Regions from separate parts of the Homo sapiens genome. Here all the other regions are linked to region 2. Evidence: read pairs that join two places in POLR2A ChIA-PET (ENCODE). Cell type or tissue: PC-9. All regions are shown on one strand. Region 1 has its middle 12 kb from the start of BCL9L. Region 2 has its middle 14 kb from the start of CXCR5. Region 3 overlaps CBL (Cbl proto-oncogene).

Region 1 (8,000 bases), 68 kb before region 2:
GATGGTTTGACAGGGACAGTTGTGTGCGGTTTGGGGAGCAGAGTTAAGGAGGATGCTCCCAGGTCCTGGTTTGGGCAGCAGGGTGGATGACAGAACCGTCAGGGGCTAGAGAACACAGTGGGGGGTGGGAGGGGCAGGCTGTGGCGAGGGGCTGGGTGGAGATATTTGGGTCTTGAACTTGCCAATTTACGTGCCTGAAGGACACCCGGATGGAGGTATGTTGAGGGTGGCTGGATGTGTGGTCTGGAGCACAGGAAAGGTCAGCACAGGCGCAACAGCTGAAGCCTTGGAGAGGAGCAAGTGGATGCTGAGTGAGAAGACAAGGTGAAGGACAGAGCCTGGGGAGCCCCAACATTTATGGGCAAAGGAAAAGAGGAGACTGCAAAGGAAACCGAGAAACTTCCCTAAAAGGAAAAAGAATAGCCAGGAGGGAGCAGTATCCCAGGTGCCCAAGGAAGATGCTTGTGGGAGGCACAGCGAGCAGCATCAGGACCACAGGGAACCGAAGAGATGTGCTGAAATGTGCTCCTTGGATTTGGCAAGTCGGAGGAGTCACTGGAAATCTCTTCAAACTGGAGGGCATGCGAATCAGAGGGACTAAGCTGGGCAAGAGGATGCTGAAGGACTAAATGGCTGTGTGGAGGTTCTAGGACTCAGTGAAAGGGTAAGAGACCAGAGGGCCTCGGGAGGGCAGGAGGAGGAAAGAGAAGGATCCAACCCCCCGACCCCGCCACCCCATGCACTTCCTTAGATCTTTTTGGCTCCTGCTGGGCCCCCTTCTTAGTTGTCTGAAAGAACCTCTGATGGGCACAGGGAAATAGGGTTAGGAGGGCCTCCCTGGGATGCTGGTGGAGGGTGGAGGGTGGAGGAGAATGTATGAATGAAGCACCAAAGCAAGCCGATCCTGGGACGCCCTTCCCTCCAGGCCTTCGGAGGAAGGAGCCCTATCCTCCTTTGGAGAGGTGGGGCAGAGACCTGGCCTCTCCAGCCCAGTGGCCAAGGGACCCAACAGAATTGTGACCTTTAACCCCTCTTGGAGTCCAGGCATTTCTGACCCCCCACCCACCCCAACAGGGACTTCCAAGTTGGGGTGTGGCTCAGGCTGGTCCCCTGAGAGAACAGTGGGGGATGTTTCATGGTCACCAGAAGGAACAGCCAGGTATGATGGGAAGGGGTGGGAATGCTTTGGAATCCTATCCCATCCTCCTGGGGTTGGGGGGTGGTCTTGGCACAGCTGCCCAGGCCGCAGCCCTGAGCTTGGCCTTCTCCCGCCTCCCCAGGCCCTGTTTGATATGCACATCAGATACTGGTGCCCTTTGCAAAACTGTTACTTGTACAGAAACCTGAGGGAAGACGAAGGAGGGAAACTGCTCCCCTCTCTTTCCTCCCTCCAGCCACTTCCACTTGCAGGGACCTGCAGGGAAATGCCCACCCCCAGCGCTCTCCCTCACCACTCCGAGACTTGCAGCTTCCCCAGCTCCCCACGTGGCCCATGCTGGGAGTTTCTGCTCTGCCGGAAATGGCTGGGCCTTGGAGCTTCCCCCCACCCCCCGGGGCCTCTCTACCTCAGCCCTTCCTCCCCATTTCCCCAGCCCTGAGCTCAGCGCTGCCCTGCACCTCCTCCCCAGCCTGGAGTCTCGCTGGCTGTGGCATATTTGCCTCAAGCCTCCCCAGTTCCCTTCATCTCCAAGAATGGAGTTAGAGCCTCACCCTAGTCTGTCCGCTGAGCAGCTCCCGAGATGCCCACTGTGCCCTAAGGGTGCAGGAGATGGCAGCAGGGGATGGGAAGCAGGCCATGTGAGGCAGGCCAGGGCTAGGAGAAAAAGAATGGGCTTTGGAGCGGATGGGCCAGGATTACATGCCCTCTGCCTGCGGCCTTCCAGCTTGTGTCCTGGACCCGCTTCCTGTCTATGAATGGAGGTGGTAATACCACCCCACAGAGCCCTGGTGGGGACCAAATGAACAAGGAATGAAGTGCCCAACACGCTGCTTGCCACATAGCAAGTAGGTGCTTAAAACAACATCCTCCTCTCCTCCTCGGGATGCTGATGAAGAGGGTCTGTGCAGAGGACTCTCCAAGAGGCTAGGGGCACCTGGTGTGGGGGTGCAGGGCTCTTTTGTATCACTGAGGGGCCTTTGGGGGAGGAGGGGAGGGAATGCTGAGCCCTGGGCCACTCCAGTGCCTCTGCTCACTGCATTCCTTGGCCTGGCCTGGGGAGGACCTCTGGGAAAGGCTTCTCGCAGTGGAAGATCTCGTGGGGAGGGCCTGGTGTTGGGGGGACAGCATCTGGGTTTTGAACACCCTCGGCACATACAGACTCCCCCAACTCATAATCCGATTTATATTCCTACTCCCTCCTCTGGACCCATCACCATGGCAACAGTTTTCTCAGTTGCACTTCATCAGCTTCCCAGCGAATCTTTTCTCCTGCCCCCTCCTTAAGTCTCTTTTTCTCCTCCTCTGTCAGTCGGCCTTTTGAGGTACTCACAGCGCTCCCCTCCCCTTTGTCCCTCAGCTTCTGTTTCTCTCCTGCTCTTCACGAAGGTGTCCCTGCCTGCCTCTGTCCACATCTCTCTCTGTGGCATCCCTCCTGCCTCTCCCTTTTCAAGTGCACGATTGCAGCAACAAGCTGGGGTCTGTTGATTAGACAAGAACTTGTGTCCTTTCTGATATCAGGACAGAAAAGCAGAGTCCTGGAGGGTTTCGATTCCAGTGGGCTCTGCACAGATTTCTGTCTGCAGTGATGCAGTGGGTGGGTGGGTGTCAGCTTGGGTTGATCTTTGCAACTCTGACCAGGAGGCAGAGAATGGTGGGGAGGGAAAGCAGTGTGGGGCAGTTTCTTCTCCAGCCCTAAGTCATGGCTCCGGATGTGTCCTACAGGGTCCTGTCCTTGGTTCGCTTCCCAGCTCACCCTCAGAAACCTCACCCAATGCCTGCAGCTACCACTGGCATGCGGTGCTTCCCAGGAACATAACTTTGGCTCTGACTTCTCTTTCTCTGAAGTTCTAATCGAATCGCTTCACCTCCTCACTGGTCATGTCCACTTGGTATCCTACTGCCATGCCTAATGCAGTGACTAACCATGAACCATCTTCCCCAAGCCATCACCCCCTTCGTACTTCCCTGTCACTACCCAGAGTAAAAACCTTGGTGCTACGTGTGACTCCTCTCTCTGTCATCCTCCACACCTCACTTGAGTCCAAGGTGGATCAATTCTCCTTTGGAAATGTCATTCAGATCTGCTTCCTTCCCTTTGCCATTCCATACATATTATCCTAGACCAAGCCCCAGCCCCAGTGAGTCATCTCAGGCCCTCACAGTAGCCTCAGAGGTGGACTTTCCACTTGGGTTTACCACAAGTGTAGTCCCTCTTCAGAAACCAGACCTGGCCAGGTGCCATGGCTCATGCCTGTAATTCTAGCACTTTGGGAGGCCAAGGCGGGTGGATGACTTGAGGTCAGGAGTTCAAGACCAGCCTGGCCAACATGGTGAAACCCCCACTAAAAATACAAAATTACCTGGACATGGTGGCACATGCCTGTAATCCCTGCTATTCAGGAGGCTGAGGCAGGAGAATCACTTGAACCCGGGAGGTGGAGGTTCCAGTGAGCCGAGATCGTGCCACTGCACTCTAGCCTGGGCAATAGAGTGAGACACTACTAGACCTGGGCCTGTCCTGAGCATGACTTTCTTCTCCTCCTCCTCACCCTCCCATTTTTCTTCTTCATTTATTGAGCACCTGTTATGTACTAGGCTTGTCATATATGCTATCTCTTTTAATCTTCACAATAAATCCTAAGGTAGTTGTTATCGCATTTTACAGGAGAAGAAACAGATGCTCAGAGCGGTTAATTTGCCCAAAGTTCTACAGCTAATAAGCAATAGACCTGGAATTGTAGATCAGATCCAGATCTGTTGAGTTCCAGGGTTAGTGTTTTGTTTTTTTGCTATACCAGATTGTTCCTTGTATCACTCTTCACTCAAAAACCTTCTGAGCCTTTCTATTTTCTTCTTTTGAGGCTCATTTTGATCTGACTCCATCCCACCTACAAAACCATTTATTCTTGCTACTTCTCAGTGTGACATGGATTGGTACCAAGCGGAAGAACATTTGCATACTTTAGGGTTTTGTCTCCATCTCTTTCCTGTTAAATATTTTTATTAACAGCTTATATGAAAATATAGTATCACATTTCACAGATATAACCCTTGAGGGATAGTAAACATTGAAAGATAAGGATCCAAGAATCATCTCCATGTATAGAATGGTTAGGTAAACCTAACAGAATAAAGTGATCAGAGATCTATGTAAGACCTCAGCAATACACAGTGGGCCAGACATGGCTTAGAAGAAGTTCAGGTGAAAAAGAATCCGGGGTTTTAGTAAGTTCAGTCTAAGACATCAGCACTGGTGGGGCAGAGGGGATAGGGAGAAAGAAAAAGGGACATCAAGCTGGGTGCGGTGGCTCACATCCGTAATCCCAGCACTTTGGGAAGCTGAGGCGGGCAGATGACTTGAGGTCAGGAGTTCCAGACCAGCCTGGCCAACATAGTGAAACCCCGTCTCTACTAAAAATATAAAAATTAGCTGAGCATGGTGGCAGGCGCCTGTAATCCCAGCTACATGGGAGGCTGAGGCAGGAGAATCGCTTGAACCCGGGAGGCTGAGGTTGTGGTGAGCTGAGACCAACCGCGCCATTGCACTGCAGCCTGGGCAACAAGAGTGAAACTCCGTCTTAAAAAAAGAAAAGAAAAAGGGACATCAGGCCGGGCGCGGTGTCTCACGCCTGTAATCCCAGCACTTTGGGAGGCTGAGGCGGGCGGATCACCTGAGATCGGGAGTTCGAGACCAGCCTGGCTAACATGGTGAAACCCTGTTTCCACTAAAAATACAAAAAATCAGCCGGGCGTGGTGGCGTGCACCTGCAATCCCAGCTACTTGGGAGGCTGAGGCAGGAGAATCACTTGAACCTGGGAGGCGGAGTTTGCAGTGGAGCCGAGGTCACGCCATTGCACTCCAGCTTGGGGAACAAGAGCAAAACTCTGTCTCAAAAAAAAAAAAAAAAAAGAAAGAAAAAAGAAAAAGGGACATCAGCATAACATGACTGCCAGGAGCAAATCCAATGTTAAGTCACGTTACTGGAGATATGGTATTTGGAATAAAGGAGAAGACAGATAATCTTGCTTTATTGTAAGTTGGCCAGGTGTTATGATGGGAGCCATTGTTTTGTGACCTGGGAATGTTTAGGCAAAAGTAAAGAGTGGATCGTGAGGTCAGGAGTTTGAGACCAACCTGGCCAACATGCGGAAACCCTGTCTCTACTATAAATATAAAAATTAGCTGGGCGTGGTGGCGGGCGCCTGTAATCCCAGCTACTTGGGAGGGTGACGCAGGAGAATCCCTTGAACCCAGGAAGTGGAGATTGCAGTGAGCTGAGATTGTGCCACAGCACTCCAGCCTGGGCAACAAGAGCAAGACTCTGTCTCAGAAAAAAAAAAAAAAAGAAAGAGTAGGGACCACTAAAGCTCAAATACCTGAAGGGCTATCATGGGGAGGAAGAATTAGATTTACAGTGTGCACCCCCAAAAGGTAGTGCACGGACCACCAGGAGATAAGAGATTATCTCAAAATGAAGTTTAGTTCCGTGGAGACCACTGGTAGATGAAGTTCAGCTTTGAGGAAGGAAAAACAGATGTCCATAAACGGAGTGAGCTGTCTTGGGAGTAACAGTAAGCTCCCTGTTACTAAAGGTGTTCAAGAAGACGCTGATGGACAGGGGCCGTGGCTCTCGCCTGTAATCTCAGCACTTTGGAAGCCCAGGCGGGTGGATCACGAGGTCAAGAGATCAAGACAATCCTGGCCAACATGGTGACACCTTGTCTCTACTAAAAATACAAAAATTAGCTGGGCATGGTGGCGCACGCCTGTAGTCCCAGCTACTAGGGAGGCTGAGGCAAGAGAATTGCTTGAACCTGGGAGGTCGAGGTTGCAGTGAGCTGAGACCACCCCACTCCAGCCTGGTGACAGAGCAAAATTCCATCTCAAGAAAAAAAAAAAAAAAAAAAAGAAGAAGATGCTAATACACTGCTGGCCAGAGATGTTGGCAGGGAGGTAACCATCAGAAAGAGTTTGAAGGCTGGGTACAGTGGCTCACACCTATAAGCCCAGCACTTTGGGAGGCTGAGGAGGGAGGGTTGCTTGAGCCCAGGAGTTAGAGACAAGCCTGGGCAACATGGCAAAACCCCAGCTCTACAAAAAATACAAAAATTAGCGGGTGTTGTGGTACGTGCCTGTAGTCCCAGCTACGCAGGAGGCTGAGGTGAGAGGACCACCCAAGCCCAGGAAGGCTGAGGCTGCAGTGAGCCGTGGCAACCGCACTCCAGCCTGGGCAACGAAGTGAGACCCCGTTTCAGAAAAAAAAAACAAAAAAACAAAAAAAGAGAACTTGAACTAGGTAGTTGGTCTTTGAGATTCACTCCCTTCCTATTGACATTAATCCTGCTTTTGCTCTTTCCCTGCCCCTCACCGAGCCCTCTGTGTGACTCTGTCCCTGGCCTGTCTTTCCAGCTCCAGGTCAGTTTTCTCTTTCTCCACCAGGTCTACCTGAGGATGCAATTTGCACTGACTGCATAAACTTCATATGATTTAATTACTCAGCATCTTTTTTTTTTTTTTTTTTTTGAGATGGAGTCTTGCTCTGTTTCCCAGGCCGGAGTGCAGTGGCGTGATTTCGGCTCACTGCAATCTTCGCCTCCCTGGTTCAAGCGATTCTCCTGCCTCAGCCTCGCAAGTAGCTGTGATTACAGACGTGCATCACCACGCCAGGCTAATTTTTTTTGTATTTTAAGTAGAGATGGGGTTTCACCATGTTGGCCAGGCTGGCCTTGAACTCCTGACCTCAGGTGATTTGCCTGCCTAGGGCTCCCAGAGTGCTGGGATTACAGGTGTGAGCCACCGCGCCCGGCCTATTCAGCATCTTTTATTGTTCTCTCACTGTCCCCATCTTATAAGCCCCTTGAAGGCAGGTACCTGTATTATTTGTACAATGACTAGTAAGGATAAGAACTTGGGGCTGGGCAATATAGTGAGACAACCACCTCTGGGGAAAAAAAAAAAAAAAAAAGCAGCACCCTAGTCCCTGCAGATAAAGCAGATGTATTCCTGAGGTTGTGAGACCCTACAGGAAGACAGAAGCATTGGGCTTATTCCCTTATCTCAGAGCTATGTCTTTTTTTTTTTTTTTCTTGAGACAGAGTCTCGCTCTGTAACTCAGCCTGGAGTGCAATGGTGCGATCTTGGCTCACTGTAACCTCCGCCTCCCAGGTTCAGGTGATTCTCCTGCCTCAGCCTCCCAGGTGCATGCCACCATGCCTGGCTAATTTTTGTATTTTTAGTAGAGACAGGGTTTCATCATAATGGCCAGGCTGGTCTCAAACTCCTGACCTCATGATCTACCCGCCTAGGTCTCCCAAAGTGCTGGGATTACAGGCATGAGCCACCGTGCCCGGCAGAGCTATGTCTTTTAAAAACACTTCCTGATTTGGGATTTCAGAGCTGAGATTACAAATGCCTTAGGAGTTAGAATAGGTTGGCCTATTTTTGAGATGGAGTCTCATTCTGTAGCCCAGGTTGGAGGGCAGTGGCACGATCTTGGTTCACTGCAACCTCTGCCTCCTGGGTTCAGGTGATTCTCCTGCCTCAGCCTCCCGAGTAGCTAGGACTACAGGCGTGCATCACCACACCCAACTAATTTTTTTTTGGTATTTTTAGCAGAGACAGGGTTTCGCCATGTTGGCCAGAATGGTCTCAATCTCCTGACCTCGTGATCTGCCTGCCTTGGCCTCCCAAAGTGCTGGGATTACAGGCATGAGCCACCGCGCCTGCCTAATATTTGTATTTTTAGTAGAGACGGGGTTTCACCATGTTGGCCAGGCTGGTCTCAAACTCCTGACTTCAAGTGATCCACCCACCTCGGCCTCCCAAAGTGTTGGGATTACA
Region 2 (8,000 bases):
TCTTTCTTTCTCTTTTTTTTTTTTGATGGAGTCTCGCTCTCCTCACCCAGGTTAGAGTGCAGTGGCAAGATCTTGGCTCACTGTAACCTCTGCCTCCTGGGTTCAAGCGATTCCCCTGCCTCAGTCTCCCGAGTAGCTGGGACTACAGGTGGGCTAACATGCCTGGCTAATTTTTGTATTTTTTTTTAGTGGAGATGGGGTTTCACCATGTTGGCCAGGCTAGTCTCGAACTCCTGACCTCAGGTGATCCATCGTCCTCGGCCTCCCAAAGTGCTGGGATAACAGGTGTGAGACACCACACCCGGCTAAGGTGTATTCATCTCAACTTCCAAAAAACAGGTATGAATGGCTTACCAAATGCCAGGCTTCAGCAGTGGACAAGACAGACTGGCCTAACAAAAGTCTCTTGCGAGGATGGTCGTGGGTCCTCAAATAACTCACCAGTTTATCGTTAGTATTCCTTAAACCCCCACAACATTACAGGCTCTGAACCAGGTGCTGGCAGAGTGATGAGAAACAAAATGAAGCATGGCTTCCACTCTGCGGTAGCTTATACCCTGGTGAGGAGGGAGGCATTAGACCCATAAACTACGTGCTTAGTAATAATAATAACTTATAATATCATTAGAAAATGTGAAAGTGCTATGAAGAAAAAGAACAGGGTGCTAAGAGAGCAAATAACAACGTGAACTCAATCTCTGTAAACTAATAACCATGACTGTAATGCTCCCAGATTAATTTACAGTTTATGAAGCCCTCTCCCATTCTTGGTCTCATAAGGGCCTCATCCCAGCCTGTGGAGACAGGCAAGCAGGCGTTCTTGGCCTATGTTATTTCTGAGAAAACTAAGTAAGAGTCTATAGGTCTCATGCATCATATAAGTCTACCCAGTTAGTGAGGAACCCCAGCTAGTTCTGACTCAGGGCCCAGAGCTCTGTCCTCCAGGGAGAAAGAGATGAGCCGGCCCTGAGCAGGGCAGCTAGCCTGCTTGTTCTAGAGGAGAAGCTCAAGACATCAAATGGTGAAAGGTTCATCTTCCCCATGTTCAGTCTGGACGGAGCCTCGCAGTGAGGCTAGTGTGAAGAACTGTGGTCAGCAACGCGGAGCTTAGAGGCTTGGCCTTGGGTGGCCCAGAGTGGGGCAGGCAGGACAGAGTGACCTTGAAAACAAAGGAGCAGGAAACGCCGAAGAAAAAAGATGCTGAAGCGGCATCATCAAAGGCGGCCGTGGAACTAACTCAGCAGTGAAAGTGAGCCAGGCCCAAGGCAGAGGTGATGGGCCAACGAAACTCCTCACCGCATTCACCGTCGCAATTGGAGACATGATTGAGGCCGGCCCACCTGCCGCATCTGCACCTTGATCACGGAGCTCCTCCGAGAGAGGTTTCCAAATGACTCGGCCCTGCTGCCCCAGGAAGGAAGCCTTCGGGGCTGCAAGGTGGGGGCCACTGGGTGGGGGCCAGGCACCTGAGAGTAATTGATGACACAGCAGTAGGGGACAGGGCTGCTGACACAGTGGGACCGGCGCTGGAGGTGGCAGAGATGGAGCAGCCACCTGGCCTTACCTACCCAAGGGGGACAATGGGAAATCCCGCCAACGGCTCTTGTGAACAGAGAAGCAAGTGCCAACCCTGGTGCCACAGTTTATGTCCTCTGTAACCTGGCCCCAATTCCCCGCTTTTGTTTCCCAGATATAAATATTTATAGAATGTCAGCCGGGCGCGGTGGCTCATGCTTGTAATCCCAGCACTTTGGGAGGCCGAGGTGGGCGGATCACGAGGTCAAGAGATCGAGACCAGCCTGGCCAACATGGTGAAACCCCCGTCTCTACTAAAAATACAATAATTAGCCAGGCATGGTGGTGCATGCCTGTAGTCCCAGCTACTCAGGAGGCTGAGGCAGGAGAATTGCTTGAACCCAGGAGGCAGAGATTGCAGTGAGCCGAGATCGCGCCACTGCACTCCAGCCTGGGTGACAGAGCGAGACTCCGTCTCAAAAAAAAAAAAAAAAAATTTTATAGATTGTCTACTGTTTTTTCCCAAATTTATTTCTTGGTTCCCCCATTGGGGGTGCACTGTCCTCCAGCCAGTTGAACCCCAGTAGCGTTCCCTCTTTTTGGTGCCCTCCACCCCCTCTGCTTAAAGATTTCTCCAGTTCCTGGGAATTCGGGCGCGGCCCTTTCCCATAATATTCCTCTGGATTGACCGAAAAGCCTAAATTACTCCTCAAGGGCCCATTCTCAGGTGCCCCTTTTCTCGTACAAAGAGACTCCTGCTAAATTCAAGGTTAAACCGTTGCGCCCCGGCCACCCACAACGCAAAGGTGAGATCGGGCACCCTTAACCTGTATTTTTTGAACCCTGGCAGCCCCAACGCTGATAAGTGATACTCTAATTTCCGCACTAAGCCCATATCACAGCCTTTGGGTGACAAAGCCATTTATGATTCTTCCTTCCTCCCCTTTCCTCAAGAGCTTTGCACCCCACAGGAGTACAATAACTGTGTTTGACAGACTGGCTGAATGAATGAAGAGGGAGTGAGGTTGGAGCCAGTGGAGGGTGGGGTGGGAAATCTGGGGTGGGTCTGAGTTTGGCTCTCCTGGGTGTTTTTCTGTGGCCTGCCTGTGGTGCTCATTCTCATCAGGAGAAGCAGAGGAGCTTTGGATCTCAGCTTGGATATCAGTAGCTGTGTGACAGTGGCCAGTCTCTCTTCTTCGCCCTGTGTAAATGGCACAACCCATCTCAAAGGTTATTGTGAGGATCAATGCGTGATCAATACACGAAAACACTCAGTGCCTATTAGGTGCTCAGTAAAGTTTGTTGATGAATTACACAAGTGACAGTAATTTTTTAGTCTCTTTTTTGAGGTTGGGGTGGGGGTGGGGTGGCCATCTACCCTACTCTTCCTTTCAGTACTGACATCTGTGACCTTGTCAGGTCTTTCCTACTAGATTATAACCCTGCACAGTGCCAGGAACGCAGGGCAGCGCGAGCAGTCAACAGAGGTTTGGTGAATGGATGGATGAGCACATGTGTGATATGTAAATCAGTAGTCTCTGGAGTGTAACATCCTACTTCCGATTAAGCAAGGTGCTCTGGAAACTACAGGAGCATAAGTGGCTGCTGTTGCTGTTGTTCTGCCTCTGGACAAGAGGAATTCATGTCTTCTGGGTGGTGATCCAGCTCCACGATCCTCCAGGGTCCCCTGCTGGCTACTGTGGGGGTGCTGCTGGGAGAGAGGCTCAGCTTGTCGGTGAGGGCAGTCGCTCTTTGCTGCAGGCTGACCCAGAAAACAAACTGGTGCTTCTTGCCCCTCCCAGGCCTGTGGTGGGGAGGAGAAAGCCGCAGGGCACTGAGCCCTATGAACCAGTCCAGTGTCCAGAAAAGGGACGATGGCCAGGCTTCAGGGCTGTGGAACTCGCTGTTCTGGAGGCTGAACCCGGGTCAGCTGCAGAGGGGACTCCTTGGGCTGGGCAGTGGGGAAAGAGAGCAGCCAGGGAAGTGCCCAGGGACAGGAAAGAAGGGGCCCCAAGCTGGCCTCAGCAGCTTTCTGTGCACGCAGTTTCTTCTCTGAGGTAAGCAGTTTGAGCTCATCATAGAGAAGGTCTCAGAAATGAACAGTGCCACAAAAGTCTTGTGAAAGGCTTGTCTGTCATCTGAGGCTAGTGCACAGTGACGCGGTGTGTGGGGTGTGCCCTTGAGAGAAACCGGCTGTGCTGCTGCCCAGCAGCCACTGAGCTGGAGGAATTTGCCGTCAGAAGACCCTAGGGAGGCCGCAGTCTCTCTCCGGCCTGTTTCTCTCCAGGCAAACTAAACCTGTGGGTAACTTGCTTCCAGAGGGCTGTTCCACTCTTTCCTCTCCAAGCTGGAGGTCTCTGGTGGGGGTTTCCTACAGCCCTGCTAAAGGCAGAGAGAAGCGGCGAGGGTGTTCTCTTTGCCCCGTCCACGTACAAAACAGGCCAAGGCTTTGGGCTGTGTGACCTGGAGCCATGTCTCAGAGGGCGCTGGGAGCTCTCCAGGCCTTTCTCCAGCCCCCACATTTGTGTTTAGCTGGAGGCAACCTGAGCCTGCGCGGGAAAGTAAACAGTTTCGTTGTTTGGGAAGCTTTTATTAATAGTTACAGATTACACTTTCTTTAAAGGCTTTAAAGAAAACAAGGTGTAATCTGTAACCAATTTTTTTTTTTTTTGAGACAGAGTCTCACTCTGTTGCCCAAGCTGGAGTGCAGTGGCGCCATCCCGGTTCAAGCAATTCTTTTGCGTCGGCCTCGCAGGTAGCTGGGATTACAGGTGCCCGCCACCATGCCTGGCTAATTTTTTTGTATTTTTAGTAGATACAGGGTTTCACCATGTTGGTCAGGCTGGTCTCAAACTCCTGACATCAAGTGATCCACCCGACTCGGCCTCCCAAAGTGCTGGGATTACAGGCATGAGCCACTGTGCCTGGCTTGTAACTGTTAATGAAAGCTTCTTCCAGCATTAAAAAAAAATCTAATTACATAATATTTTTAAGTTAAAATATTTTTAAATTTAATAATTGTTATTATTATTTTTTTTTTTGAGATAGAGTTTCGCTCTTGTTGCCCAGGCTGGAGTGCAATGGCACGATCTCGGCTCACTGCAGCCTCCGCCTCCCCAGTTCAAGCGATTCTCCTGCCTCAGCCTCCCCAGTAGCTGGGATTACAGGCATGTGCCACTACACCCAACTAATTTTGTATTTTTAGTAGAGATGGGGTTTCTCCATGTTGGTCAGGCTGGTCTCAAACTCCCGATCTCAGGTGATCGGCCCGCCTCGGCCTCCTAAAGTGCTGGGAATACAGGTGTGAACCACCTCGCCTGGCCTAAATTAAAAAATAATATTTACCCATTGTTTTTGTAAATGACTTTGCAGTAGAAGCCCTTTGGTGGGGACTGTTCTATGCACTATACAAAAGATAAAGTTGGCCAGGTGTGGTGGCTCACTTCTATAATCCCAGCACTTTAGCAAGACAAGGCAGGAGGATTACTTGAGCCCAGGAATTTGAGACCAGCTTGGGCAACATAGGAAGACCGGTCTCTACTAAAAAAAGAAACCAAACAAACAAATTAGCTGGGCATAGTGACGCACACCTGTAGTCCCAGCCAGCTACTTGTGAGGCTGAGGTGGGACAATTGCTTGAGCCCAGGTGTTCAAGACTGCAGTGAGCCCTGATTGTGACAGAGTGAAGCATGAAAAAAAATTGTAAAAAAAGGAAAATGTATAGTTTTGCTTTCTTTCTTTTTTTTTTTTTTTTTGAGACAAGTTTTGCTCTGTCACCAGGCTAGAGTCCAGTGGCGAGATCTCGGCTCACTGTGACCTCTGCCTCCCAGGTTTAAGGGATTCTCCTCCTCAGCCTCCAGAGTAGGTAGGTCTACAAATGCGTGTCACCATGCCCAGCTAATTTTTTTTTTTTTTTTTTTTTTTTTTAGTAAAGACAGGGTTTCACCATGTTGGCCAGGATGGTCTCAATCTCTTGACCTCATGATCTGCCTGCCTTGGTCTCCCAAACTGCTGGGATTACAGGCATGAGCCACCACACCTGGCCAGTTTTGCTTTCTTTTTCTTTCTTTTTTTGAGATGGAATCTCTCTCTGTCACCCAGGCTGGAGTGCAGTGGTACGATCTCAGCTCACTGCAACCTCCGCCTACCAGGTTCAAGCAATTCTCCTGCCTCAGCCTCCCAAGTAGTTGGGATTACAGGCTTACGCCACCACGCCCAGCTAATTTTATGTATTTTTAAGTAGAGATGGGGTTTCACCATGTTTGCCAGGCTAGTCTTGAACTCCTGACCTCAAGTGATCCACCCACCTTGGCCTCCCAAAGTGCTAGGATTATAGGCGTGAGCCACTGTGCCCAGCCTGCTTTCTTTTTATATGAAGGATATATTATTCATATTTCAGTAAGTTAACATTTTATTTTATTTTAGAATCAACATTACATATAATTGGAAAATAGTGGGGAAAATCAGTCATAATGTTGTGATGGGAACTAATATAACTTTGTCCATCATCTTTTTTCTTTATTATATATATATATGTAGATATATAGTTTTTTTTTTTTTTGAGACAGGGTCTCACTCTGTCACCCAGGCTGGAGTGCAGTGGCATGATCATAGCTCAGTGCAGCCTTGAACTCCTGAGCTCAAGTGATCCTCCTACAAAATTATCCCAAGTAAACTAAATAAGAAGGCTTTCCAGCTGGGCGTGGTGGCTCACACCTGTAACCCCAGCACTTTGGGAGGCCAAGGCGGGCGGATCACCTGAGGTCGGGAGTTTGAGACCAGCCCTACCAACATGGAGAAACCCCGTCTCTACTAAAAATACAAAATTAGCTGGGCCTGGTGGCGCATGCCTGCTATCCCAGCTACTTGGGAGGTTGAGGGAGGAGAATCACTTAAACCTGGGAGACGGAGGTTGCGGTAAGCCGAGATCGTGCCATTGCCCTGCAGCCTGGGCTTTCCATGAACTGGGCAATTGTTGGAAACCAAGTGGATGTGGGTTGCTAGCTGATTCCAATATGTGCCTAGAATTAGAATATTGATCCGGATTTTTACATTACTCATCCCTCTTGTTTCATCTGAGCTGCAGTCAGAGATCACTGATTGGTTCACAGCAATAAGCAGGTGAGTCTAAATTGCAGAAAACAAGCTCAAAAACAACTGATAAGACTAGAATCTAGTAACAGGTGTACCACAGTTACTGAAACATATTTTTTTTTCTCCAGTCTCCCGTTTTTACTAAAGAAAAATCACGGTAAGACCAATTTGCTTTATTATATTCAGTCTGATCATTTGTATAAAGTGCAGCAAGAATAATTATTTTTCACATAGGATTTTTATAATTGACTTTGATGGAACTTTCTTCCATAAAAAGAATCTCAGATAATACCTTTTTAAAAGCCAAGCCTAGCCATGGGTTTGTACTGTCAAACACCTATAGGAGTTGCATAAATTCCTTTCCTCTTGAGGTCCCGAGATAACTTGGGGCTCCTGGGCCTGTCAGAAAGTGACATTCTTTATTTACCACAGGTCAGAAACCCTGTATAAGGACTGTGCAGACAAGGCACATGGCCAGTTTTCCCAAGGGGCTTTATTGCCTCTATAAGTCAAGTTTGATTCCTTAAAGGAAAGCGCATCATTCCATTCAAAGCCTTGGTAAAATAACCAGTTTCTCCAATTGTGTCCTGTTGCAAAAGAAAATGTTCTTATTGCACTTATGCAAATAACCATATTGCCATAAGTTAAGAATACTCACAAATAGTGTCCAAATTCTGACAAAATCAGAAAGAAAAACAAATATGCTCCAAATTTTGTTCACAGGTGTTTACTCAATTGTTAGAAGCTGTCAATAGCTCAAAATAAAAGTTTTCTTGACTCCAAAGTCAGCCAATTAGTGCTGAAGTCTATTTCCTTTGGGTTGGGGTCTCCCCAGTATAATCCCCTCATGGTTAGCCAGGAAGACGTTACTGGAAAGGGGTCCCAATCCAGACCTCAAGAGAGGGTTCTTGGACCTCGCACAAGAAATAATTTAGAGCAAGTCCATAGAGTAAAGTGAAAGAAGTTTATTAAGAAAGTAAAGGAATAGGCTGAGTGCGGTGGCTCACACCTGTAATTCCAGCACTTTGGGAGGCTGAGGCTGGTGGGTCATTTGAGGTCAGGAGTTTGAGACTAGCCTGGCCAACATGGTGAAACCCTGTCTCTACCAAAAATACAAAAATTAGCCAGGCGTGGTGGCAGGCACCTGTAATCTCAGCTACTCTGGAGGCTGAGGCAGGAGAATCTCTTGAACTCAGGAGGTGGAGGTTGCAGTGAGCCAAGATTGCAGCACTGCAATCCAGCCTGGGTGACAGAGCAAGACTCTGTCTTGAAAAAAAAAAGAAAGTAAAGGAATAAAAGAATGGCTACTTCATAGGCAGAGTAGGCAGAGCTACATTTTCATTTAGCATGTTCTTAAAAATATTGTTTGGAGGTTTTCAGCACGAAATGTC
Region 3 (8,000 bases), 360 kb before region 2:
TACCTAATATGCTACAGCTTTTGGCAAGATCGGCCTCTTATTTACTCCCAAACTCCACTTAACCCCAGTCTTCTTTCTTCCAAACTCCCACCTGCCCACAAACTTTCATGATCTTCAGGTTCTCCAAAGGACCTACTGCCTCCAACTCATTTTCATTACTATCAGTAAATGATTTTTCAGAGGTAAGCAAATCAATCAGAGTTAGGGATAGTACAACGTCATCCATGGCAACCTTTTATATAAACTATACCTTTAAATCAAATGTCAACTTTCCATTCCTACTAACATAAAATTAAAACCAACTCAACTACTTCTATGTGTTACCCATTCAGGCAGTCACAGACCTGCATAATTATTTGTGTAGTATTTCTCCATTACCTAGGCTGAGAATTCTCCTCATACATTCTTTCTTTTCCCTCCTTGAAGAGGCTTATGGTTTGCTTAGTTTTCTTCATCAAATTCTCCATAAACACCCTAAAATACTCATTTTCTCCAAGTGTCTCCATCTTCCCCTCATATCTTGACAAGATAGTACGGAGATGCTGGTAGGTATCTGGTAGCAGGTCTAAGATATAAGGTGGGCTATTCTTTAGCGCCAGCTTTGGGTTCTGACACAACCGCACCACCTGCAACAAATGAAAAAGAAGGGCTATTACTTGGAGAATTTTAAGGACAGCTCCCTTTTTTAAGTTTAAGAAAGTTATGAAATATGTGCTCTTTTGCAAAATATGAAAAATACATGAGAATATAAGAAGCAGATCCATAACCCCATTGCCCACAGGCAACCATTTTAAAATTTTTAGTGGTCCCCCAGAAGAATGTGTTTTTAAATCCGTTTGAGAGACTAATGGTACAGATAACACACAGAACAAACAACTAGGGGAAAACATCCACATAAATCCCTAAAACATGCTAGATGAAATATGGCAAATTACTTTTAAATATACTGCTGATCCCCACAATATTTTTATTTATTTATTTATTTTTTAGGGTCTCACGGTTGGAGTGGAGTGGAGCAACCACGACTCAGTGCAGCCTCAAACCCCCAGATTCAGGTGATCCTCCCACTTCAGCCTCCTGGGTAGCTGGGACTACGGCCATGCATAACCACACCCAGCTAATTGTTGTTTTTTTTTTTTTTAGAGACATGTTGCCCAGGCTAGACCCAAACTCCTGAGCTCAAACGATGCCACCTGCCTCAGCCTCCCAAAACACTGGGATTACAGCCCTGAGCCACTGTGTCCAGCCTGACCCCTATAATAAACTAAAGAAAATTCCCAGGGACAGAAATAAAGGACATGACTGCCCTGGGAGGTAAATCTCTGTACTCTAGGGTCTTGAGCTTTGTTTGTTTGTTTGTTTTTTGAGACAGAGTTTCACTCTTCTTGCCCAGGCTAGAGTGCAATGGTGTGATCTTGGCTCACCGCAACCTCCGCCTCCCGGGTTCAAGCGATTCTCCTGCCTCAGCCTCCTGAGTAGCTGGGATTATAGGCATGCACCACCATGCCCGGCTAATTTTGTATTTTTGGTAGAGACAGGGTTTCTCCATGTTGGTCAGCCTGGTCTCAAACTCCTGACCTCATGATCCACTGGCCTCAGCCTCCCAAAGTGCTGGGATTACAGCACTTTGCTGGGATTACAGGCCCTTTGTTTGTTTTTTGTTTTTGAGATGGAGTTTTGCTCTTTTTGCCCAGGCTAGAGTGCAATGGTGCAATCTCAGCTCACTGCAGCTGCTGCCTCCCAGGTTCAAGCAATTCTCCTATCTCATTCAGCCTCCCAAGTAGCTGGGATTACAGGCGGCCACCATCACACCCAGCTAATTTTCATATTTTTAGTAGAGATGGGGTTTCGCCATGTTGGCCAGGCTGGTCTCGAATGCCTGACCTTAGGTGATCTGCCAGCCTCAGCCTTCCAAAGTGCTGGGATTACAGGCATGAGCCACCGCACCCAACCTGGGGTTTGAGTTTTAACAACCGCTTGAGGAACAGGAACAGAGAGGCCTTGGACCCAGTAAAGCATAGAGCTGAGAGTCCTACATTTGGACTCTCAGAATTTGCCTGGCAATTCTTTGTACCATCTTTCACTTTCAACTTTTCTGAGTTATGTTTTAAGTGTTTCTTTTAAAGATCATATAGATAGAATTTAAAAATCCAATGTAACAATCATTGTTTTCTAACTGGTAAGTTTAGTCCATTTTGTGTTTGTCATACAAATAAATTTGGATTTATTCCTAACAACTTGTTTGTGCTTTCTATTTACATGGACTTTTCTGTGGACAAACTAGTGGAACAGAAAGTCCAGAAACAGACTCACACATGCACACAAGGAAATTCAGTATCAGCGGTGACATTACAAATCAAGAATACAAAAGAAAAACTATTGAAAACTTTGTTATCCATATGAGAAAAAATAAAACTAGATCCCTTACACATTACATGAAAATAAATTTCTCACAGCTCTCCTCAACTTCCCAAATTTGGCATAATTTCTCACTGTCTTGATAACAATTCTATGTCTTCTAAGTTTTCTTGCTATTAGCAGTATATTTGGTTCAAAACAACCTAAGCTAACATTAATGGAAGCATAAGCCTGACATTCTCGTTTTTATTTCACATTTAAAAATACCTATTTTCAGGCCGGGCGCGGTGGCTCACGCTTGTAATCCCAGCACTTTGGGAGGCTGAGGCGGGCGGATCACGAGGTCAGGAGATCCAGACCACGGTGAAACCCCGTCTCTACTAAAAATACTAAAAATTAGCCGGGCGTGGTGGCGGGCGCCTGTAGTCCCAGCTACTCGGAGAGGCTGAGGCAGGAGAATGGTGTGAACCCAGGAGGCGGAGCTTGCAGTGAGCCGAGATCGCGCCACTGCACTCCAGCCTGGGTGACAGAGCAAGACTCCGTCTCAAAAAAAAAAACAAAAAACAAAAACCTATTTTCTTGTGTCACCGAAAGCTCATTATAAACTTTTTTGAGATATTTAAATAATTCTAGTCTATGGATAGACAATAACATATCTTAACCATCTCCCCCCAACTTTAACATTTCTTTTGTTTTCAAGTCTTTACTACTGCAACATCACAGTGATGAACGTGCTTGGATATTTCATTCTTCTATACATCAGATTATTTCCTTAGGATAAATTCCTGTTTAATGACTAATGATCAAGAATTCTTCAAAAATTAGCCGGACATGGTGGCACATGCCTGTAATTCCAGCTACTCGGGAGGCTGAGGCAGGAGAATCACTTGAACCCAGGAGGTGGAAGTTGCAGTGAGCCAAGACCATGCCACTGCCCTCCAGCCTGGGCCACAGCAAGATTCTGGTCTCAAGAAAAAAAAAAAACAAAACACAACTCTTCAAATGATAATATGAAAATTGTAAAACTAAATACATCATTCTCAATACAACATTTCTTGAACTCTTGTTTTCTTAAGTTTTTGTTTTTTGTTGTTGTTGTTGTTGTTTTTGAGAAAAAGACTCCCTCTGTCTCTCAGGCTGGAGCTCAATCATAGCTCACCACAACCTCGAACTCCTGGATTCAAGCAACCCTCCTGCCTAAACTGCCTGAATAGCCGGGATTAAAGGCTCATGCCACCACATCCAGCTAGCCCCATATATAAGCCTAGCAAACAAAGACAAGCTGAATCAACAAAAACATTTGGTTCATGAATATTTTCACAGCATTTTAGAAAGCTCTTCATTCTTATCAAGTGTTCAAGTCAAAAGGGAAGAACATGGCCAGGGAAAAAAGACTCCACCTCGGAAGATAACTATATTCTAAGTACAACAGAGTTAATAACTCATATTAATAAAACAAATACAGACAGTTCCCAGTTTACAAGTGCTACATTCCAAAAGTAAGTCAGGTATTTATAAACAGACTACATTTCACAACAAAAATATTAAAATTGTAGTTTCCTATGTTAGTCTGTGGAAGGAAGTGGGGAAGACCGACACTGTAACTAGAGATTAAGATCTAGCAAAAACTGAAAACTAAACATGCTTTATATTAAGAAAGATCCAGAAGAGAAAAGGAGATAAGTGACAACTGGCCAACATGGTGAAACCCTGTCTCTACTAAAAAATACAAAAAAAATTAGCCAGGCATGGTGGCAGGCACCTGTAATCCCGGCTACTTGGGAGGCTGAGGCAGGAGAATCACTTGAACCCGGGAAGCAAAGTTTGCAGTGAGCCAAGACCACGCCACTGCACTCCAGCCTGGGGGACAAGAGCGAAACCACGTCTCCAAAAAAAAAAAAGAGAGAGAGAGAGAGAAGGAATTAGCTAGGAGTGGTGGTGGTGTGGGTGTAAGTCTCAGCTACTCCAGAGGTTGAAGCAGAAGGATTGCTTGAGTGAGTCCAAGAGTCTGAGGCTGCAGTGTACTATGATCATGCCTGTGAACAGCCACTGCACTCCAGCCTGGGCCACATGGCAAGACCTTGTCCCTATTTCCTTTTTTTTTTTTTTGAGATGGAGTTTTGCTCTTGTCGCTCAGGCTGGAGTGCAATGGTGCGATCTCAGCTCACTGCAACCTCCGCTTCCCAGGTTCAAGTGATTCTTCTGGCTCAGCCTCCCAAGTAGCTGGGATTACTGGCATGCGCCACCATGCCCGGCTAATTTTTGTATTTTTAGTAGAGACAGGGTTTCACCATGTTGGCCAGGCTGGTCTCAAACTCCTGAACTCTGGTGATCCGCCCACCTCGACCTCCCAAAATGCTTTGTGTCTATTTCTAAAAAATTAAAATTCAGCCTGGACAACATTGCAAAACCCCATCTCTACAAAAACATATAAAAAAACATTAAGTAGACATGGTGGTGGGCACCTGTGGTCCCAGTCACTCAGGAGGCTGAGGTGGGAGGGCCGCTTGAGGCGGAGGTTGCAGTCAGCCAAGATCACACCACCATATTCTAGCCTGGGCAACGGAATGAGACTCTATCTCAAAAAAAAGAGAATACATTAAAATACATATATTTTAAAAGAAGAGGACGCCTCCTAGAATAGGAAAAAAAAAAAAGAGTGAGCATAGGTTCAGACAGAGACCAATTTGTACATATGGAGGCTGTAAGTTAAAGGTTGTACCAGTTTTTATTTTTCTCAACATATTCATTCAACAAATATGTGTCAGGCACAGGGACACAGAAGTAAAAAGACAAGGTATCTGAATGTGAGAGGAATCAAGCAATAAAACAATAAAAATGAATTCAACAAGAAAATTATAAGGTTTGCGGGGCGCGGTGGCTCACGCCTGTAATCCCAGCACTTTGGGAGGCCAAGGCAGGTGGATCACCTGAGGTCAGGAGTTCGACACCAGCCTGACCAACATGGAGAAATCCTGTCTGGAATAAAAATACAAAATTAGCCAGGCGTGGTGGCCCATGCCTGTAATCCCAGCTACTTGGGAGGCTGAGGCAGGAGAATTGCTTGAACCCGGGAGGCAGAGGTTGCGTTGAGCCAAGATCGCACCATTGCACTCCAGCCTGGGCAACAAGAGCAAAACTCCGTCATAAAAAAAAAAAAAAGAAAATTATAAGGTTCACTATAGAATTAAAATAGGCTAATATGATAAGAAAGTGCTGGGTGACTAGTAGATAAGGCTTTTCTGATGCGACATTGAGGCTAAGAGTTGAAATTAGAGAAAAAAGCCAGCTACAGCAGAAGAGTAGCCCAAAAAGAGCGAACAACTACAGATGTTCCTCAATTTACAATGGAGTTACATTCCAATAAACCTATCCTAAGTTGAAGGTATCATAAGTCAATAGTATATTTAATATACTTAGCCTACCAAACATCATAGCTTAGCTAGCCTACCTTAAACATGTTCATAACACAGTAGCCTAGAGTTGGGCAAAATCATCTTAACACAAAGCCTACTACTTTATTATAAAGTGCTGAATAACTGATGTAATTTATTGAATACTGTACTAAAAGTGAAAACAGAATGGCAGAATGGTTATATGGATATTCAAAGCGCAGTTTCCACTGAATAGCTATCACTTTTGCACCATCATAAAGTCGAAAAATCCCAAATCAAACCACCGTACCATCAAACCATTGTACTTCAATGGTCTTAAAGTGGTAAGTGGTTGAGATTTGTTTGAAGAATAGAAAGGTCAGTGAGATTAAAGCATAGTGAACAAGGTGGAGAAGGTAATGAGAGAGATTTGTGGAACAGGTAAGGAAGTCACCAAAGAGACATTATGCTAAAGCCTAAGCTATAAGTTTTTAAGTTTTCAATTAAATTTTTAAAGGACTAAATAACATTTTAGTACTTTGACCAGATTGAATCAAATAGCCATATCAAAATGTCTTGCTTCAGGCGGGGCGTGGTGGCTCATGCCTGTAATCCCAGCACTTTGGGAGGCTGAGGTAGGCAGATCACTTGAGGTCAGGAGTTCAAGACCAGCCTGGCCAACATGGTGAAATTCCGTCTCTATGAAAAATGCGAAAATCAGCCAGGCATGGTGGCACACACCTGGAGTCCCAGCTACTCAGGAGGCTGAGGCAAGAGAATTGCTTGAACCCAGAAGGAGGAGGTTGCAGTGAGCTGAGACATGCCACAGACCCCATCTCAAAAAAAAAAATGTCCTGTTTCAGTCATTTAAGTTGAGTAAATTTCTTAACCTCTGAGCCTTAGTTCTTTTAACCACAAAATCAAAGATAATGCCTCATAATAAAATTTGCATAAAAGGATTGCACAGTTTCCAAAAAAATCGCATTCAATAAATGTTAGCTCCCCTTCTCATTTCCACACCATCTGAGTGGCTTATATGCAGGGGAGGCAAGAATTACCTACTAAAGACAGAATAGTGGACCTCATATCACCCTTTGATGATTCCCAGAACCTGGTAGCATTAGTCCTATCATTTGGGCCCATAACACAACTACTGTCCCAGTCCTGCATGGTCTCTGGTAACCAAGAAATAGAGAAAAGGCAGCAGCAGGTAACACAAGAATTGGGTGACCAACAATCTGCAAAAGCTACAGAATCCAGCCCTTAAAAGGTTCAAACCAAGTACCAAGTACAGCTCCCAATGAAAATATTTAGGCCAGATGCGGTGGCTCATGCCTGTAATCCCAGCACTTTGGGAGGCCAAGGCAGGTGGATTACCTGAGGTCAGGAGTTTGAGACCAGCCTGGCCGACATGGTGAAACCCCGTCTCTACTAAAAACACAAAAAATTAGCCAAGCGTGGTGGCACATGCCGGTAATCCTAGCTACTCGGGAGGCTGAGGCAGAAGAATCGGTTGAACCCGGGAGGCGGAGGTTGCAGCGAGCTGAGGTAGCACCTTTGCACTCTAGCATGGGCAACAAGAACGAAACTCTGTCTCAAAAAAAAAAAAAAAAAAAAGAAAATATTTATATTGGCTGGATACGGTGTCTTACATCTGTAATCCCAGAACCTTGGGAGCTGAAGCTGACGCTGAGGTGGGCAGATCGCTTGAGCCTAGGAGTTCAAGACTAGCCTGGACAACATGGCAAAACCCTATCTCTACAAAAAATACCAAAAATTAACTGGATGTGGTGCACATGCCTGTAGTCCCAACTACTTGGGATGCTGAGGTGAAAAGATCAATTGAGCCTAGGAGGCTGAGGCTGCAGTGAACCAAGACTGCATCACCACACTCCAGCCTGTAGGACAGAATGAGACCCTGTCTCCAAACAAAAACAAAACATAAGGCCAGGCACAGTAACTCACACCTGTAATCCCAGCACTTTGGGAGGCCAAGGCGGGAGAATCACCTGACGTCAGGAGTTGGAGACCAGCCTGACCAACATGATGAAACCCCGTTTCTACTAAAAATACAAAAATTAGCCAGGCATGGTGGCATGCACCTGTAGTCCCAGCTACTGGGGAGGCTGAGACAGGAGAATTGCATGAACCCGGGAGGTGGAGGTTGCAGTGAGCCGAGATCACGCCACTGCACTCATAGCCTGGGCAACAGAGCAAGACTCTGTCTCAAATAAATAAATAAATACATGCATACATACAAGCGCGCGC

What was found. Peaks named below come from ENCODE experiments on the same cell type or tissue, not always from the same donor. Only the 100,000 strongest peaks of a DNase experiment are listed, where the experiment ranks them.
Region 1: POLR2A ChIA-PET joins it to region 2 with 24 read pairs; 18 of 35 experiments call an interaction of 5 or more read pairs at or near these places.
Region 3: POLR2A ChIA-PET joins it to region 2 with 15 read pairs; 4 of 35 experiments call an interaction of 5 or more read pairs at or near these places.

What each region holds. Positions count from the first base shown.
Region 1 is chr11:118,933,937-118,941,936 of GRCh38, reverse strand. No RefSeq gene overlaps it. Among named protein-coding and RNA genes, the nearest start is that of BCL9L, 12 kb to the right of the region's middle. RefSeq lists enhancers at 742-1,521, 1,522-2,303. In PC-9, no CTCF peak of the experiment used is centred here; a DNase peak (open chromatin) is centred at 3,256; H3K27ac peaks cover 2,126 bases.
Region 2 is chr11:118,865,941-118,873,940 of GRCh38, reverse strand. No RefSeq gene overlaps it. Among named protein-coding and RNA genes, the nearest start is that of CXCR5, 14 kb to the left of the region's middle. RefSeq lists enhancers at 1,169-1,358, 3,221-3,300 and silencers at 3,731-3,820, 3,831-3,880. In PC-9, no CTCF peak of the experiment used is centred here; DNase peaks (open chromatin) are centred at 3,190 and 3,650; H3K4me3 peaks cover 1,406 bases; H3K27ac peaks cover 1,618 bases.
Region 3 is chr11:119,225,074-119,233,073 of GRCh38, reverse strand. CBL (Cbl proto-oncogene) reads right to left here. Exons shown (of 16, transcript NM_005188.4): 2 at 379-626. Among named protein-coding and RNA genes, the nearest start is that of CBL, 23 kb to the right of the region's middle. In PC-9, no CTCF peak of the experiment used is centred here; no DNase peak of the experiment used is centred here; H3K27ac peaks cover 597 bases.